2 separate regions of the Homo sapiens genome follow, and region 2 is linked to region 1. Evidence: read pairs that join two places in POLR2A ChIA-PET (ENCODE). Cell type or tissue: OCI-LY7. All regions are shown on one strand.

Region 1 (4,000 bases):
GAAATTACCATAATACAAGTTAGTATTGGGTAAGTTCCTTTATTTTTATTATATTATTACTTCTAAATGTTAGTTTACTGTGACTACCCAGTAACTAACCATAGAGGGATAGCTTATGAAAAGTAGACTACAAAATATTAATTTAAGAATCTCTTTCTAACTTTTATGTACCTTGGAGTAGTCAAGATAAAACTGGCTGGGTGCAGGGGCTCACACCTGTAATCCGAGCACTTTGGGAGGACAAGACAGGAGGATCACTTGAGTACAGGAGTTTGAGACGAGCCTGGGAAACACAGTAAGACCCCATCTCTAGAAAAAATGTTTAAATTAGCTGGGCATGGGGGTGGATGCCTCTAGTTCCAGCTACTTGGAAGCCTGATGCGGGAGGGTTACTTGAGCCCAGGAGTGTGAGGCTGCTGTGGGCTATAATCACACTACTATGCTCTATCCTGGATGACAGAGCAAGACCCTTTCTCAAAACAAAAACAAAAACAAAAACAAAACAAAACAAAACAAAATACTGTGTGGGCAACTGTCCATCAACTTTTCAGTAACAACTATAATACAAAATTATGAGTAGTTTTTAGGTTTACTCCATCTCATAACCTTCACTTAGGAATTGACAAAAAATCCTAACCAAGAATTCAATGCTTTTGAAAATACTATTACTGCATGGAATTAAAGGAACTGGATAATAACAACTACAAATAAAGAGAAACTATGGATTTATCAGGGTTAGTTCATAAACAACCAGACAGCTGCCCAATAGAGACTAACTTAAACAGCATGCCTTTCCATAAGAATATGCTACCACTAAAATCCTGAGCTGGTACCTACAATCCATAAAAATCAAAGTATTTCAGGCCTGAAAAGCTGACAGAAAAAATCCCAGAAGAAGAAAATGATACTGATTAGAAAGTGATGTGAGACTTATCTAAAGTTACACGACCAGTTAGTAGCAGGGGCACTGAATTTTGGTCACACTGATCTTTTAGATTAGGTAAAATGCACCTAATATGTATTTTCAAAATATAAACTCCTCAGCTAAATTGGACAAAAAGTTGATAAACTTTTTTCTAAAAATTATCAAGCATTTGAAGTGTTTCTATTAAGAGTTGGGCACTGAGGTTACAAAGGCAAAAGAAAAGAAAGCATGGTCTCTGCCTTGAGTATGGGGAGAAAGGAAATGAAAACTATGAGAATATCCAGTGTGAGCAGTGCTGGTGTAGGAGTATGTGCAAGGTACTAGGGCATCAGGAAAGTGTCCAGAGGGGAGGAGCTATATGGAAACAGCCTAGAAAAAAATGAGAGGGTGCTCACCAGACAGGTAAGGGCGAGAGAAAGGCACTTACTGGGAGCTGCATGTGCACAGCACCGATGCTTGGAGCAGCCTGGGACGCTGCAGTGAAAGAGGAATGCAGCAAGAGATAATGCTGGAGGGGGAGTGGAGTCACCGTGCCAGACAGGCAGGGCCTTAAATTAAATGCCCCTAGAAGGAGTCTGAACTTATCTGTAAGGAACAGGCAACTGTTGAAGGATTTTAGGAAGAGCTGCCTGCTCAGTTCTGTGTTATAGAAAAATGACTTCAGTGTCAGTGCCGAGAGTCCTGGAGGGGGCAAGCCTGCAGATTAGAATACTAGGATAATAATCCTGGTTAGAGATGAAGTAGCTTAGGAAACCAAAAAGGGAGAGAGGGATAAGCCGCACTGATTTCATCCTTTGCCTATAATAAATATAAAATTGCCAACACATTTTCAGAAGAGGAAACACCTCCCCAACAATTTTATCAGTGACTTTCATCCTGTTTATTACTGTGAAGTAAAGTCAGCTTAAGACTACATCACATAAGATTGAACAAATAAAGCCCTCTCTTGAAAGCATCAACCTCTAATGTAGAATATTTTGTTAAGCTTCTCATTTCTCAGAAAGAAGTTCTGAAATTTTATAAATAAATGCAGAATTCTGATATTTAAAGGAAATGCAGCCACATCGTTATGAAAATGCTTCCCTTCACCCCATCTACTTTCTCACTTCCTTCATTTATACTACAAATTTGGACCTGTGGATGTTTTAAATAATAGACAACAGGTGTACTAAACAATGTCACTTGCCATAATATTGAATAGATGCCCAATTAACACCAACATTAAGTATAAATGCTCTTTCAAGTATCTGGTATATCACTGATGTGAATGTTTTAAATAATTAAACACAAAGCTCATCTATCTAGAATTTTCCAAGCAACAGTTTCACAAGTAAATATTCAACTGAGAGTTACATCAGACAAACATTTAATGCTTATTAGTCAATCTAGAAACTTGTTCAATTTACTTTTTCACTTTATTAGGTGACAGGGATCCAAATGTTTGAAAAAGTAATAGGTCCAAAGAGTCCTTCTACCTACCCATCTTTTTTTCTCCCATCAGTTAGAGTCATCGATAATCAATGGCATAAATTTAGTAATGACTCATTTACATATTTAAACTGGCATTTTGAAATGACAATGAGAAGCTGACAGTTAACTGTTCTCTAAGGAAATGCCCTTTCTCTCCATATGGCTTCCACTCTGAGACTAAGAATTAAAGAGATTTTTCAATTTATGGAACAAGAGAGAGTCTCTCCAGCTGAGACTCCCATGTCATTTCATTTAGAATGCAAATCTCAACATTTTAAATGTCATTCCTACTGATGCTAAGAAGGCAGTTATAAAATGAAAAATCACCCTCACCATAGAGCTTTGGTAAATTAAAAAGTAAAGGACTTTAAGACTTTAAGGGAAAATAAGTTTTCTCATGTTAGCTAGGCCGCATGTATGGTGGGAAATACCCTCAAGAAGCTATGTTACCTTAGCTCCTCACCTTAAAATGAAAATACTAATTCCTGTTGCAAAGATTACATAAAATAATGCATGGTCTGATTGTAAACTATAAAGGTTTGTGTAAACATATGCCATTATTACTTTAGACTTCCACTGATATGTTGACTCAAAATAAAAAGACTGTAAAATGATCCTGTGGGCCAGAGGAAAAATCAAAAGTACCCTGAAAAACATAGTTACTAAAAATGCACGTGAACGAATTAGTTTACAGATTCAACACAATCCTTATAAAACTCTCAGCTGTGTTTTTTGAAAAGATCGAAAACTAATCCTAAAATTCACATGAATACTCAAGGGACCAACCACAGACTAAAAACCTTGGAAAAGAAGAACAAAGTTGGACAATTCGTACTTCCCGATTTCAAAACTTAGAACACAGCAACAGTAATCAAGACAGTATGGTACTAGTATAAGGATAGGCACACAGAGCAATGGAAAGGACTTGAGAGTTCAGAAATATATTCTTACATTTATGGTCTATTGATTTTTGACAAGGGTGTCAAGAAAATGGGAAAACAGACGAGTGCTTTCAACAAATGGCTGTTGACAACTGAATATCCACATTCAAAAGAATGAAGCTGGATCCTTTCTTCACACCATACACAAAAATTAACTCAAGTGGATCATAGACTTAAATATAAGAGCTAAAACTATAAAACTCTTAGAAGAAAACATTTAAATTATTTCTGACCTTTGGTTAGACAAAGACTTTTTAGCGACAATATCAAAACACAAGCAATAAAAGGCCACAGAATGTACAATATCCATAGCAGGCAAGTCTAGAGAGGCAGCAAACTAGTGGTTGCCTAGGGCCGGAGTGGTTAGGGGAAATGAGGATGACTGCTAATGGGTACAGGGTTTCTTTTTGAGGTGATGAAACTATTCTAAAATTGGTTGCAATGATTGTTACACGACTCTGAATATATAAGACCATTGAATTGTATGCTTTAAATGGGTTAATTATGTAGTACGTCAATTATATCTCAATAAAGCTAGTTAAATATAACTTAAAGAAATGTATGTGAAAAGCCGCATTGAGTAGTGGTCATGACCTTCATTTGTTAAACATGAGTTTGAATTCAGGTCCTACTAACTGTGGAATCTTGAGCAAATAACAATAAT
Region 2 (4,000 bases), 110 kb before region 1:
GAAGGAAAATAATCCTTTCAATATACCAGAAGCAGCTACCTTTATGAATTTAAAGCTACCACATTGCCACAAGAAGCATGGGATAATTTTAACAAATTGGCTGCCAGGTGTCAGCTGTCCCTGTCACAGCATATTTACTATTTCTAGATAATACTGACATCAACAGAAGCAGCAGTAAATCGCTTAGTCCACAACAGAATCACCATGAGTCTTTAGTCATTTATTAATGTCAATGCTTGGTATGAAATTCAGGAACCTGATCCCCATGAGGGCCCCTAGCATCGTCCACTACAAATTACATTACTAACACAGGCCAATTGTCTTAAAATCTGTGCCTGTGGTCACAAGGAGAACTGGGTGGGAATGTACAGATAAATAGAGTCTATCTATCCTTCTCCTAAGGAAAAATAAAGAGCAATTCAAAGGACATGTCTACTAAGGGGCGGTAAATAATATTATCTCTCAGGTAGTTCCTTTGCCCTTTGTCTGTCTTCAGGAAGTGAGCTTATTAGTGTCTTATTTAGAACATATATATGTTACACATATCCTATCTAGGGCCAATGCACGGAATTTCAATGTAACATTGGGAATATAGTGGAAGATATATTTTGAAATGCAACTCCCTCTCCCCTTCCCCCACCCCAAGACTGTTGACAGGTGCTAAGAAAGAAAGAAATGAGGAAATTTTTCTTACCGAAGCATGCTTATCAACACCATCACCATTAGTGGATATTTCTAATGTCCCACTGTGCCCAAGTGAGTTCAGCAATCCTTGATGTCTTTAAGCACAGGCCTGAGAACACTTAATGGGAGATATTTTAGAGACAACTAACCCAAGGAGCAGCTGCAATAAACAGACTTTAAAATTCTCCTCCAGCTCTAGCTTCTGTTGTTCTGTTCTTCATCAAGTTTAATATAAAAGGCAAAGTGTCTGCCCTTGGGCAGTTAATAATCTGGTTAAGAAAGCACAGCTGAGGCAAGCCTCTTTAACCTTTTAAAAAAAACAATTAAAAATAATATTTGGCAGCTCATTATCTTGGTTTGTCTAAACTATGTATATTGAAGGAGATAAGCAAGAAGGTTGATTCAGGGCTGAAGAATTCAAAGGAGAGTTTGGGGAAGGAGCATTAAAATGAAGAGGTATTAAAGCAAATAAATTGACTTTCACTTCATAGAAGATAAATAGAATGTTTGGTCCTTTAGCCCCTGAAGCGGGCTGGGGAGTAGGGGTAACATCCATGGTCCATATGAGTTTAAGATTTTTTTCTTTAAGATTTGTCTCTCTTGGTTAGAAGGCAGAGATTGCATTTTGGATCAATTTATCTTTCTCTTACAAGGCATATTAATGGAAGCCATGTATTCAGTAAGCCCTTGCTAGTCACTAATTTTTAAGTGTCATAAATGGGAGACTGTGAATGGGGATGATGCTAATCTGAGCCTGCTCCCTGCCATGAAAAGCATCACATACAACCTCTCGTATGGCATGCCAATGACATTGTCATACCTCTTGGCTGAAAATCAGCCTAATCAAAATGGAAAATGCCAGGGGAAAAAATACACCAAGGGGAATAAAAAAAAAAATGATTTCGATTCCAGCTTCTTCACAAAAAACAAAATATTATCCTTTATTCATGAAAAGTTGACATTTTTCACTTAAGTTTTCTTAATGTGGTGGATTACATTGATTTTCTAATGTTAAACCAAGTTTGCATTCCAGAGACAAACTCTATATACTCTAAATCTTGTTTATATATTACTGATTTTGGTTTGCTAGTATTTTGTTTAGGATTTTTGCATCTCTTTTCCAAAGTAAAATTAGCCCATAATTTTTATTCCTAACATTGTCCTTGTTATGTTTCCATCTTAGGTTATGTGTGAGTCTGTCTGTTTTTGAATGTTAGGTAGACGTCACCAGTGAAGCTGTCTGGGCCTGGAATTTTCTTTGTGGAAAGATTTTTTAAATTACTGCTTTAATTTCACTCATAGTTATGGAACCATTCAGACTTTATACTCCTTAATGAATCAGTTTTAGTAAATTATGTTTTTCTGGAAATTCATCTATTTTATCTAAAATTTTGCAAATATTGACAGAAATCTGTTCATAATCTTTTCTTTTCAAACGTGTCTGCAGCATCTATAGCAGTCTCCTTTTTACTCCTGATATTAGTTATAATAAACCCTGACTTGGCCACCTTGCCTGCCAATGTCATTGTAGAGTTGGCTGGATGACCCAATCTTGACTCAGTTGCTACCTGTGCAAAGCAGAGGCCCCTGGATGTCCTACTCCTGCTATGTATGTATCATACTTACACAGGACATGCCCTTAGCTAGCCCAGTATGTATGGACTCAACAAGCCTAGATACTGCCAGATAATTAACAATGTCTAGGGGCTTTGCATTTCTCATTTGGGACAAGACAATTTGTGGTCCTTTCTTTTCTCCTCCAAACCTCAACCAGCAGAGCCTTCCTAGACTCCATGCTTTATTGGATTGCCTGTTTAGCAGTAAAACTCTTCTACTCAGCAATCAATCCTGGCTTTCTAATCGTCTTTTTTTTTCTTTGACGGTTATTAGTGCCTTATCTTTTTTTTACTTAACATTCTTGCCAGGAAGTTATCAATTTCATAAATCTTTAAAAAAAAAACCCATCTTCAGTCTTTATTGTACCTCTATAGTGCTTTTCTATTTTATTAATTTTTGTTCTCATCTTTATTATATTCTTTTCTGTTTTGTTTTGCTGTTCTCTTTCAAAATTCTTAGAATGGATGCTCAACTCAGCCTTTTTATTTTGTTTTCTAATATATGCATAAAAGCTATCAAATTTCTCTAAGTACTGCTTGAGTTGCATTTCAATTGATATTTACATAATCTTTCAATTCAAATTATTTTTGAATTTTCATAATTTCATCTTTGAGCCATGGGCTCTTTAAGAGTATATTTGTGATGGTTAATTTTAGGTGTCAATTTGACTGGTTAAGGGATACCCAGATAGCTGGTAAAACATTATTTCCAGGTATGCCTGTGAGGGTATTTCCAGAAGAGATTGGCATTTGAATCACTGGACTGAGTAAGGAAGATCTGCCTTCACCCAATGTGTGCAGGCACCATCCAATCAGTTGAGGGACCAGATGGAACAAAGAGAAAAGCTATATTCACTCTCTTCTGGAGCTTGTATATCCATCTTCTCCCCTGCCCTTGCACATCAAAATTCTGGGTTCTTTGGCCTTGGGACTCTTGGACTTCCACCAGCAACCCCTCTGGATCTCAGGCCTTTGGACTTGGACTGAGAGTTACACCATAGGCTCCTCTGGCTCTCAGACCTTTGGAGTCAGACTGAGCCACACCAGCAGTCTTCCTGGTTCCCCAGCTTATAGATGGCATATTGTGGGGCTTCTCAGACTCCATGAACACATGAGCCAATTCTCATATTAAATCCACCCTCATATATCTATGTCTATATATCCTATTATTTCCGTTTCTCTGGAAAGCCCTGACTAATACAATGTTCCTGAATTTCCTATCATATGGGGTTTATATTTTATTTATTTATTTTTGAAATGGAGTCTTGTTCTGTTACCCAGCTGGAGTGCTGTGGTTTCACCATGTTGGCCAGGCTGGTCTCGAACTCCTGACCTCAAGTGATCTGCCTGCCTCAGATTCCCAAAGTGCTGGGATTACAGGCATGAGCCACTGCACCTGGCTGTCTGTGTTACTTTACTTATAAATTTGTCGAGACTTGTTTTATGGCCTATACATGATAAAACTTTATGAATGTTCCATATACATTTGAAAAGAAAGCATATCTTGCAGTTGGGTGGAATGGAATTTATATGTGAATTATCTCAAGCTAATTAATTGAGTTGTTCAACTCTTGCAGATCCTTACTTTCTTTCTTTCTTTTTTTCTTTTTTTTGGGCCACCTTGTTCTAGTAGTTAACAAGAAACATGCTAATATCTCTCATAATGATTGTGGATTGGTGTATTTTTTTATAGGTGTCAA

The links. ChIA-PET counts read pairs that join two places held together with the same protein. Peaks named below come from ENCODE experiments on the same cell type or tissue, not always from the same donor. Only the 100,000 strongest peaks of a DNase experiment are listed, where the experiment ranks them.
Region 2: POLR2A ChIA-PET joins it to region 1 with 6 read pairs; 3 of 35 experiments call an interaction of 5 or more read pairs at or near these places.

Annotation. Positions count from the first base shown.
Region 1 is chr5:113,473,048-113,477,047 of GRCh38, forward strand. The region is part of intron 1 of MCC (MCC regulator of Wnt signaling pathway); the gene reads right to left. Among named protein-coding and RNA genes, the nearest start is that of MCC, 13 kb to the right of the region's middle. In OCI-LY7, no CTCF peak of the experiment used is centred here; no DNase peak of the experiment used is centred here; H3K4me3 peaks cover 1,240 bases; H3K27ac peaks cover 1,435 bases.
Region 2 is chr5:113,358,625-113,362,624 of GRCh38, forward strand. The region is part of intron 2 of MCC (MCC regulator of Wnt signaling pathway); the gene reads right to left. Among named protein-coding and RNA genes, the nearest start is that of TSSK1B, 74 kb to the right of the region's middle. In OCI-LY7, no CTCF peak of the experiment used is centred here; no DNase peak of the experiment used is centred here.